3 separate regions of the Homo sapiens genome follow, and regions 2 and 3 are each linked to region 1. A link is a contact called in ENCODE Hi-C data. All regions are on one chromosome and are shown on one strand. The core of a region is the stretch at or near the end of the contact, and the rest is flanking DNA. Distances in the headings are between cores, read along the strand shown.

The links. A loop is a pair of places that touch in the nucleus more often than their neighbours do. Pooled maps may share reads with other maps.
Region 2: a map of naive thymus-derived CD4-positive, alpha-beta T cell shows a loop between it and region 1 (39-fold over the local background). The contact joins the promoter of CDON here to the promoter of APLP2 in region 1. A Hi-C loop is called at or near these places in 1 of 168 maps with a recorded cell type or tissue (naive thymus-derived CD4-positive, alpha-beta T cell), 2 of 37 single-sample maps with no recorded cell type and 5 of 50 pooled maps.
Region 3: a pooled map shows a loop between it and region 1 (13-fold over the local background). The contact joins the promoter of RPUSD4 here to the promoter of APLP2 in region 1. A Hi-C loop is called at or near these places in 5 of 50 pooled maps.

Annotation. Positions count from the first base shown.
Region 1 is chr11:130,068,502-130,071,513 of GRCh38, reverse strand. APLP2 (amyloid beta precursor like protein 2) reads right to left here and starts at 1,620. Exons shown (of 17, transcript NM_001142276.2): 1 at 1,432-1,620. The coding sequence starts at 1,536. It overlaps LOC107984432 (a long non-coding RNA gene), which reads left to right and starts at 1,865. Exons shown (of 2, transcript XR_001748444.2): 1 at 1,865-2,050; 2 at 2,401-3,012. RefSeq lists silencers at 732-1,191, 1,262-1,391, 1,782-2,011 and enhancers at 1,928-2,428, 2,429-2,929.
Region 2 is chr11:126,061,396-126,064,407 of GRCh38, reverse strand. It overlaps CDON (cell adhesion associated, oncogene regulated), which reads left to right and starts at 1,542. Exons shown (of 20, transcript NM_001378964.1): 1 at 1,542-1,829. RefSeq lists silencers at 955-1,044, 1,115-1,784.
Region 3 is chr11:126,210,242-126,213,253 of GRCh38, reverse strand. RPUSD4 (RNA pseudouridine synthase D4) reads left to right here and starts at 1,604. Exons shown (of 7, transcript NM_032795.3): 1 at 1,604-1,804; 2 at 2,199-2,364. The coding sequence starts at 1,616. FAM118B (family with sequence similarity 118 member B) reads right to left here and starts at 1,472. Exons shown (of 9, transcript NM_024556.4): 1 at 1,424-1,472. RefSeq lists an enhancer at 1,590-1,819.

The DNA of each region.
Region 1 (3,012 bases), core at 371-2,870:
TTTTCTTCCCATCTCACTCACCTAGCTGTTTTCATGCGACATATCAGGGATCACAGATACAACTCTGACCATTGTGTGGACACACTGAAACAATCGCAATCCAAAATCCTCTGTAGATAAACGTTAACTATTTCTCTTTAAAGCTGAACTCCTTTCTTACCCTCACAGTCACAAAGCTTTAAACTGGATGAATACAAAGGTGTTAAGCCGTTCCATCAGAGAGGCTTTTTATTAGATTTATTTTTACCCGTGGAAATACTTGAACATTCTGTAGAAGTAAATATATTCTAAACCTGAGGTCTTTAAAAGAAAGCTCTCAATTAATGCCCAATCAAATCCAGTCTTCAGGTCTCTCTGAAATTAGCTAAGTATGCAGAAACCAGTTGTAATTTTTAAAAGAGCGAAGAGGGAGAAGAAATAAACGACACCAGAACTACACATTCCAGACCAGCAGTTCAAGCACCACTTCGAGAAGGGAAGTAAAGATCAAGCTCGCCGTCTCCCTCGGCCACAGCAGGGCTCCTCCAAGGCTGCCCGCTCCGGCCCGCACCGCGGACCCCGCCGCCCCCGCCCCCTCCCGCGGCCTCCCCAACCCCCGGCCCTGCCGCTTCGCCTTTCTCGCAGCGGGGATGCTCAGGGTGCGACCTCGAAGCACAACCACTGATGGAATTCTGACACCCGAAGAGGACGATTTTTCCAACAGTTTACACGCCTTCGCGGGCACCTTCCCTACTCACTGAAACCCTCACGAAAGCGGTCAACGCACCCAGAGCGGGTTTCCTCGGTCTACGGACGCAGGCAAACAGCGCCACTTAAAAAATGCGCGTCCGCGACCCGGCCCCAGGCGGCAGAGGGAGCAGCGGGCGGCCTGGCGCGGGAGCTCCCCCGGGGCTCGCAGCATCCCTGCCGCGCGCGAAGGCCGGGGCCGCGTCCACCTGGCAACAAAGGCGAAGCCCGCCGCTCGCAGGTGGGAGGCCCGGAGCCGAGGCCCCGGTGCCGCGCGAGGGAGCGTACGGGGTCCGCGCGGGGCCGCCCCTGGAGAAAGCCCAGCCGCGGACTCCGGCGGGAGAGGAGCGCCCTGGCATTGTCCCGGGGGAGGGCGGGGCGGGCGCCCGGGGGCACTGGGTCCCCGGAGGAGGTGGCGGCGCCGCGGGCGGGTTGGGGGCTGGGTCGGCCGAGGCGGACGGCCGCCCCCAGCAGCCCCGACGCCTTTCATTTGGCCTCTGCGGCGGCTGAGGCAGCCCGACCTCCAGCGCTAAGCACTGCGCCAAGCAGGGACGGGCGGGGGAGGGCGCGCCAGACCCGCCGCAGAGCCGGACCCCCGGCGCCGCACCGCCGGCCCGCCCTGCCGCGGACCCCGCTGCCCGCCCGCAGTCCGCGCTCCTCCGGCGGGCGAAGGAGACGACTCTCCGGCGTTCGCCCGGTCCCCACCTCGATGTAGCCGGCCAGCGCCAAGGCAGGCGCCGTGAGCCCCACCAGCAGCAGAAGCAGGAGCCTGCCCGTGGCTGCGGCGGCCGCGGTCCCGGTGGCCGCCATCCCTCGCCGGGTCGCTCTAGCGCGCGGCTCTCAAGCTCACACACTCGGACTCCTCGCTTAGCACACCGCGACCCAGAAGCATCTAAAGCCAGTTCGCCGCCGCCCCGGGGGTTTTACACCAACCGGAACTGACTTCATATTACCACGCCCTCCTTCTGCGGCTCCCAATGCCGGCCCGCAGAACCCCTCAAGACCCCGCCCCCTTGCGGTCCAGACCCAATCAGGAGATGGAAGAGCCTGCTCCTCCCGCCCGGTCCAACCGCGCGCCCCCCGCCCGGCCCCGCCCCCGGCCGCGGATGGCCCCGCCCCCGCTCCGGACCCTGTGGCCGCCAGGCGCGGGGGCGTGCGCGCGGCGGGTCTGGGGCCGCAACCCTGTGGGCGCGGGGCTGGCTCTGGCCTCCGCCCCCCGGCGCGGTTATCTGTCCCTGCTGCGCTGGTCCGTCAGCCTTCAGCCTCCCGATACGGGCACGCCCCGCTCCCCTGCCCCTGCTGGGCATTCTTCAGACTCCTTTGGGTACCGCCCTCTTTTTGATTCTGGAAATGGTTTTATTAAAAACAGGATGAATTAGGAGTCCGGGACGGTCTGCCAAGGGCCGTCCCCCGAGGCAGGGGGAGGACCGCAGGAGGCAGCCATCGTCCTCCCCCGAGCCCTACTCAGGGCGCGCCTCTCCCGCCCTGCTCCGCCCAGGCCTCTCCGCCGGGTCCTCGCCTCTGAGTCCGGCCGCGCTCCGCACCCTTGGCCTCCGGTCTTTAGGCCTCTTGCCGACCCTTCCTTCCCAGCAGTTGCCCAGGCAGGGATAGAGACCAGGGGTGCAAGAACCACGCCGGCCTCACAGCCCAGGCCCCCTTCCTCGTGTGTTTTAGGAAGAGATCACGCCGCTTCTTCGGTTGAGACGCACTAGCGGGAGACCTGCTACTCTGCCTTCCTGCTCCGCGGCATTGCCACTTCAGTAGAGAAAAACGTCCTGCTGCCCCATTTAGCAATTGGCACAGCCTCGCCACCGCCAGGGCTCCGCTGGCCTTGTTTCCTTTCAGTCGCCTGTGAGTTAGGTACTGCCTTCTGAGAGACCTGGACTAGTCCCTTCAGGTTCAACTAAATGCATAACACAACCCTACCCCCAGGACGCTGACAATAGAAAGGAAGAGACTGTCCGCGGAGTAGACGAGTGCGCCTGTAAGAACTCGGGATTTTCCAGCCTTATTCTGCACCACTCTCCCCTACATGCCCAGTTCCCTGTGGGTAAACTGGCTCTGCCCGATTCCTCCAAGACGACACCTTTCCATTTCACAGCCCTTCCTAACACTCTTCTGCGCCTGCAATGTCCTCTCCCCAACATCTGCCTGTTGGAAGCGTTTTCACTGTTCCTCGGCTCAGTCGGCTGAAATATCGCTTCTGATTGCTCAGAGGGATGTTTCCCACTGTGGCACTCGCTCCCTAGTTATTCCATACCTCTCTCAGGTCACTGACAAGACTTG
Region 2 (3,012 bases), core at 293-2,792, 4.0 Mb after region 1:
GAATCATCTGAGGTCAGGAGTTCAAGACCAACCTGGCCAACATGGCAAAACCCCGTTTCTACTGAAAATACAAAAATTAGCCGGGTGTGGTGGCACGTGCTGTAATCCCAGCTACTTGGGAGGCTGAGGCAGGAGAATCGCTTGCACTCGGGAGGCGGAGGTTGCAGTGAGCCAAGATCGCACCATTGCACTCCAGCCTGGGCAACAAGAGCACCCCAGCCTGGGCGACAGAGTGAGACTCCGTCTTAAGAAAAAAAATTGTGTTTTTTTTTTCCGTCCTGTACTGACTTTCTTTCCAGGGGCTTTACAAAAACCCTGAATCTAGCTAATGCAGAAAGCTAACCTGCTTGAACAATACCACACTTTCAAAGCATTTCTTTTTAAAATTCACGTAAGAAGGTAAGGGAGGACTGGCATATTTCTCCTGAAGTTCAGTACTGAGTATTTATAAACTTAACTATTATTAGGGATCCTTTTGTAGTTAAGCTAATAGTAAGTAATGATGATGGGGAAAAAAAAGAGCTAACTGCTAATAATAACAATTTATAAAGAAGTTACAGTCCTTGAATGCCCACTGAGTGGCAGGTGCTTTTCACAAAGTATCGTATTTACGCTTCACAGCAACATTTTGAATAGAAATTTATTTTTCCTTTTTCTGTTTGAACAACTGAAGTTCATTGAGTTCAGATAACTTGGGGCAGGTCCAACGGACGAGTTGGAAAGACTCTGGGGCCAAAGGCTCACACCACGCCTCTCCTAGCCCCTGAGTTTTGCTACCTGCTTGCGTTTATGTGCAGGCAGGGCGGGTGGGTGGTGGTGGGGGAATCAGATGAAGCTGCCTAAGGAATTAAACATGGAAAGTGGTGGAAAGGCGAAGGAGGTATAAGCGGTGGGCCGCTGGAACCCTAAGAGAGACCAGGCAAGAACCGGGAGAAGGGATGCACCCGTTGGCGGCTCAGAGAACTTAGGTAGAGGCGAGGGGCGGGGCGGGGCGAGGGGCGGGGCCTGAACGAGGCTAGGGCGGGGCCCGAACGAGGCTAGGGCGGGGCCCGAACGAGGCTAGGGCGGGGCCTCGGGGGACAGAGTCGACCATTTGGAGACCTGCCAGAAGAGCCGTCTCTCCAAGGGAATGAAAGGTGAGGGGAGCGTGAGTGCAGGCATGATGGGAATCTCCGTGACTTGGTAAGGCAACTCACCCTTACCTGTCCTACACCCAAGAAAAGCCTCTTCTATGCTCCCCTGGGGTATCTCTCTTGCAGAGTAGGCAGGTCAATGACGAGGAGAGGGTCCTGCCCAGAGCGTGCCCCCCTCCGTCACTTGGTACGGCCCGTGCCCCCGCCGCTGATCTGGCAGGCTGCGCGCGCACACTCCGGCCGGGTGCGGGCCGGCGGGGCACAGCGGCCTCTACGGCCCGCCTCCGTCAGTCATTCCCCGGTCCCTCCTCCCGCTGCTCGCGTGCTCCGGGCCGGCCCAGCACCCTCCGAGTTACGTGCCCGCGCTCCCCGGCGGGGAGGAGCGCAGCCGCGGGGGCGCGCCCCGGTGACTCCGCCCCTCAGCTCCCCTCCCCTGAGCCCGGGAGCCCGGCTCGCGCGGCTAGGTGCGAGGAGACCCGGGACCCCACGCCCGCCCGCCCTGCCCAGCGCCCCAGCCCCGGCGTGCGAGGCGCCGCTCCCTCCTCTGCCCTGCGCGGTGCATGGAGGGGCCCGTTCGGATCGCAGCCGCCGCCACCGTAGCCGCCGCCGCGCGCGCGCGGGGGGATGACCTGGGGGTGGCTTTCCGAGCCGGCTGCAGCGCAGGAGGTCTGGAGGCTTAGCCAGCCCCGCGGAGAGGTGCGGGGGTGGGGGTCCCGCCGCAGGGTCGGAGGGAGGGGTGGCGCGCGGGCACTGGGCTTGGGGGGCCTTGGCTTAGGGGACGGGAGGTCCCGGGGACGGGCGGGCCGGCGTTCCCTGGAGGGCGTGGGGGTGCAGGGCTGCGTGCGGGGTCTGGATGCTGATGCTTGCCCGGCGGGGAGCCCCGGCGTTCCGCGTCCTCGGGGGCTCGGAGGCACCTCGCGGGAGGAGGCGGGGTGAGGTGTCAGTGACACGACGAAACCTCTTCTTGACGATGGTCCTCGGGGGCAGGTGAGATGCCGCAGAGCGGGGAGCTAGGGCGCCCGCGCGTTTTCCCAAGGGAGCCGGGTCCCTGGCCTCTCTCAATCTCCATCCCTGCAGAGCGCCCGCGAGAGACAGTGATTTATGTGTAGGGAGAAGCAAGAGAAATTTCCTGCACAATGTATCTTTCTCTGCCTTCACAAGACTCACTGACTTCCCAGCCCCAGGGAGTGTATTTTTCCTTCTCCTCTGTAAAGCTTTCTGTGGATTGCATTATCATTTGCTAAATACATTACAGCTCGCTATTTATTTCAGTCGGCAGCTTCCAGACCTTTGTTGCTTTCTCTCCACATCTAGGAATTTCAGCAATAAATCACTGAGGGGGATAGATAGACTCTCTTGCCCTTCCCTTCATTGTTCTCCCTAACCCCACCAAATCAGGTGGAAGGCTCTCCAAAAGGAGCTGTTTCCAGAATGCCTGCCCTTCCTCATCAGGACGACAGAGGGTGGCAGGTGCTTTAAGGGCAGACTGCTTTCCAGTGGGAATCCAGAATTTAGAGAACCTCATCAACAGAAAGTCAGCCTTTGTGTCCCAAACCAGACACCTTGAAAAACAGGAGGTTGGACTAAAAGCTCACATGAGATTTATTTTCAGGCCTATGCCAGTAAAGATGAAAGACGCCAAGTCAGTGAATTCTGATTCCTTTCGGCGCTGATAACATAACCCTCAAATTCCCAACTGACACTTGGCATACCTAGTGGACAGTGTCTCCAAGGAGAGGAAGGTGGGGAGGGTGTTAGAAAATGAAATGAGTTTATTGTCAGCATAATTCTAAACATTCTATGACATTTTGTAGTTCTCCCCCACCCTCAGTCTATTTTTAGCTGAAAATTTGGGGATAGTTCAACTTTTAAGATAAGA
Region 3 (3,012 bases), core at 355-2,854, 3.9 Mb after region 1:
ATTGACAGAAATAAGACAATTCAAAATGTTCAGACACACCTAGCATACATTTATGATGCACTTCAGCCATCTAACAGATATCGAGTTTACTATGTGCCAGGTGAGTGGATTAAAAAAAAAAATTCTTCCAGGGACTCACAGATCAACAGCAGCTGCCAAGAGTACGCCTTGACCTGCATAACTCAATTAATTCAAACTCAAAGGAGTTACAGTGTAGGGGGAAAAGACCAGACCTCATCACTGACCACCTAGATTGTAACTAGTTTTCCTACTATCAAACCCTTTCCTTCCCCACTATCAAACCCTTTCCTTCCCCATCTGTCCTGCATTCAACTGCCAGATTCATTTCCAGAATTCCACTTTCAAGGAGTCTCTCTGCCCTACTCGAAAAGCTTCAAAGACTCCTCACTACGTATCACCTCTAGTTCAAACTCTTCAACTTGAGTCTTCTATGAGTAGCTCCACCTGATCAACTTTGTTTCTTGTTGGTACGGCTCCCTTCTGCCAAACCCTTTAGGAGGTGTAGAACCCAAATCTAATTCAACTACCTATTCTCTAATAACTCCTCAGGCAGCCTTCATTCCAAGCAGTCTTAAAAAATTGTTCCTTCTATCGTCACAGATCCATTAGTTTTCAGGACATTCTTTCTGAACTCAGCATAAGCTTTCCTCTTAACAAATGGCAGGTATATCCCAAGTTATTTTTAACACTACCATCCCAAACAGATGTTTATCTTCCCAGCCACCCCTGAGTGAAATCAGAGGGAGTCGCCTGCAGTTCGGGCAAGGGAATCCCAACATCGCATCTCGTGAGAGGAGGTATGGTGTGGTTGCAAACTATGGAGAGGAAAAATAAAGGAAACAGGAAAAGTGAAGGTCTGTGCTCCGTTCTTTCAGCTTTTTCTTTAGGAGGAGTAGGGAAGGTAGGGAGGAGACCCCCAAGAAATGAATTCTTGAGGAAGGGCAGAAAAAACACTCACAGTGCTTCCTAAGTAGGAAATAGGTGCTGGGGGCCCTGGATAAGGGAAGGGGCCGTCATCCTTAGGAGAAGGGTACAGGTTACAACGCGAAACAAAGAGGCTGGGAGTTGGAAGATGAAGGGTGGAGAGACTACAGAGATCCGGGCATCCGATCAAGAGGGTCCCCGACGCGTCCCGCAGGGGACTGGCGGATCACCGGAGATTCAGTGGCTAAGAGGGACGGCGTCGGTGCCTAGGAGGGCTCTGGGGCGAGCGTTTATGGGACATCGCTCCTAAGGGGGCGCGGGGGCGGGGAGGAGTTTTTGAGTGGGATCGTGTACCAAAAGGAGAAACGTTTCTCAGACCAGTGCTCTTCTTGAACGGAAATCCCGGGGACGCAGAAAACGTTAAACCGTTGAGGCACCGGCATTTCCCAGCCCCAGCCCGGCTTCCCTACACACTCACCGAGTCTCCTCCAAACGCCACTGCTCCAGCTGCAGCTACCGGCCGGCGCAGCCGCACTGAGCGCGCACCGTCCCCACGTGACTCGCCCAGGCCCCACCCCGCACCACGTGACCTGCAGGGCCCACCCACTCCCGCCTCATTGTAGTCGCCCTTCTCCACGTGGTCTTGGCTCGCCCCGCCCTTCCTTGTAAGATGGCGGCGCCCAGGTGGAGCGCGTCGGGCCCCTGGATCCGGGGAAACGGCCAAGGTTGCGGGAGTCTCTTCACTCTCGTCTCAAAGCCATTTTGTGCCGCTGCCGCTGCCTCTACGGCCATAAATGCCCAGAGATTAGCGGAGAAGCTCCGAGCCCAGAAACGGGAACAAGACACAAAGAAGGAGCCGGTGAGTCCAAAGGGACCAGAACTCCCTAGAGGCAGTGCGCTCATTGGTTTCCCAGACGGGGAGTAGGTAGGAGGGTCCTCTGAGTGAAAGCGTGTGAGTCAATAGCCCGGACGCAAGGTGGGAGAATGGGGAGAAGGCGGAGGGGAGGGGTCAGTAAGGGTACGGTGTTTTCCCGTGAGCTGGATCTTTGGCTACTGTCAGGCTCAGTCCTAACCACTGCGTCGGTACGCAGGTTAGACAGATGGGTATCTCTGCTCTCAAATTAGTCGAAGGCGGCGCGGGTCTGATGCAAAGATAGTCATTCCCTACTCAGATTCTCACCCAGACCTTTATGGAAGGTCTTCTCCACGGCTTCCGCACCAGGCATTCCCCACGGCTCCTTCTTTCTCCCTAGGTGTCCACAAACGCTGTTCAGCGGAGAGTGCAAGAAATAGTGCGGTTCACACGGCAGCTGCAGCGAGTCCACCCCAACGTGCTTGCTAAGGCACTGACCCGAGGAATTCTCCACCAGGACAAGAACCTTGTGGTCATCAATAAGCCCTACGGTCTCCCTGTGCATGGTAAGGACCACGCGGGAAAGGTGGAGGAACCTGCAGCTGCTTTCTGCTACAACCGAGGAAAACTGAGACGTTACTTGTGGTGCACTCTAAAGCCTTGCATTCAAATTAATTAAACTTTTGTAAACTACCGTCCAATATAAGGAACCACCGAGAACACAGAAATAAATAAATAAGACAGTCCTCCCTTTCTAAACATCTGACAGTAAGCAATTCGTAGAATACGCTGTGTGCAGACTACAGGGATCGCTGTAGAGATATACAAAGGCTGTGTGGTTCTAGACTAAAGGTTATCTTCCATCAGAACTGGGAATGAGAAAATGATACATAAGAAAAAAGGGGGTGTGTGTGTGTGTGTGTGTGTGTGTGTGTATGTATGTTGGAGTATATGTAACATACAACCCCAGAGTGACTGGAATTTAGTGGACCTTCAAATGTCTTTCAACAGATGTTGCATGTAGTTGTCAGGGACAGCTGAAGTGAATCAGGAAAGATTGATTTAAAAAATGCATTTGTGAAAGAGGGAAAAGGCCCATTTTAGCTAGAAGAAGGTAATGCTTTTTGGGGAGATACGGAGATAGTTGTTCACAAAGACAAGGAATTAAATCACATCACCAAGTGTTTGTATAATTTTTTTCTCTCTTTATTTTC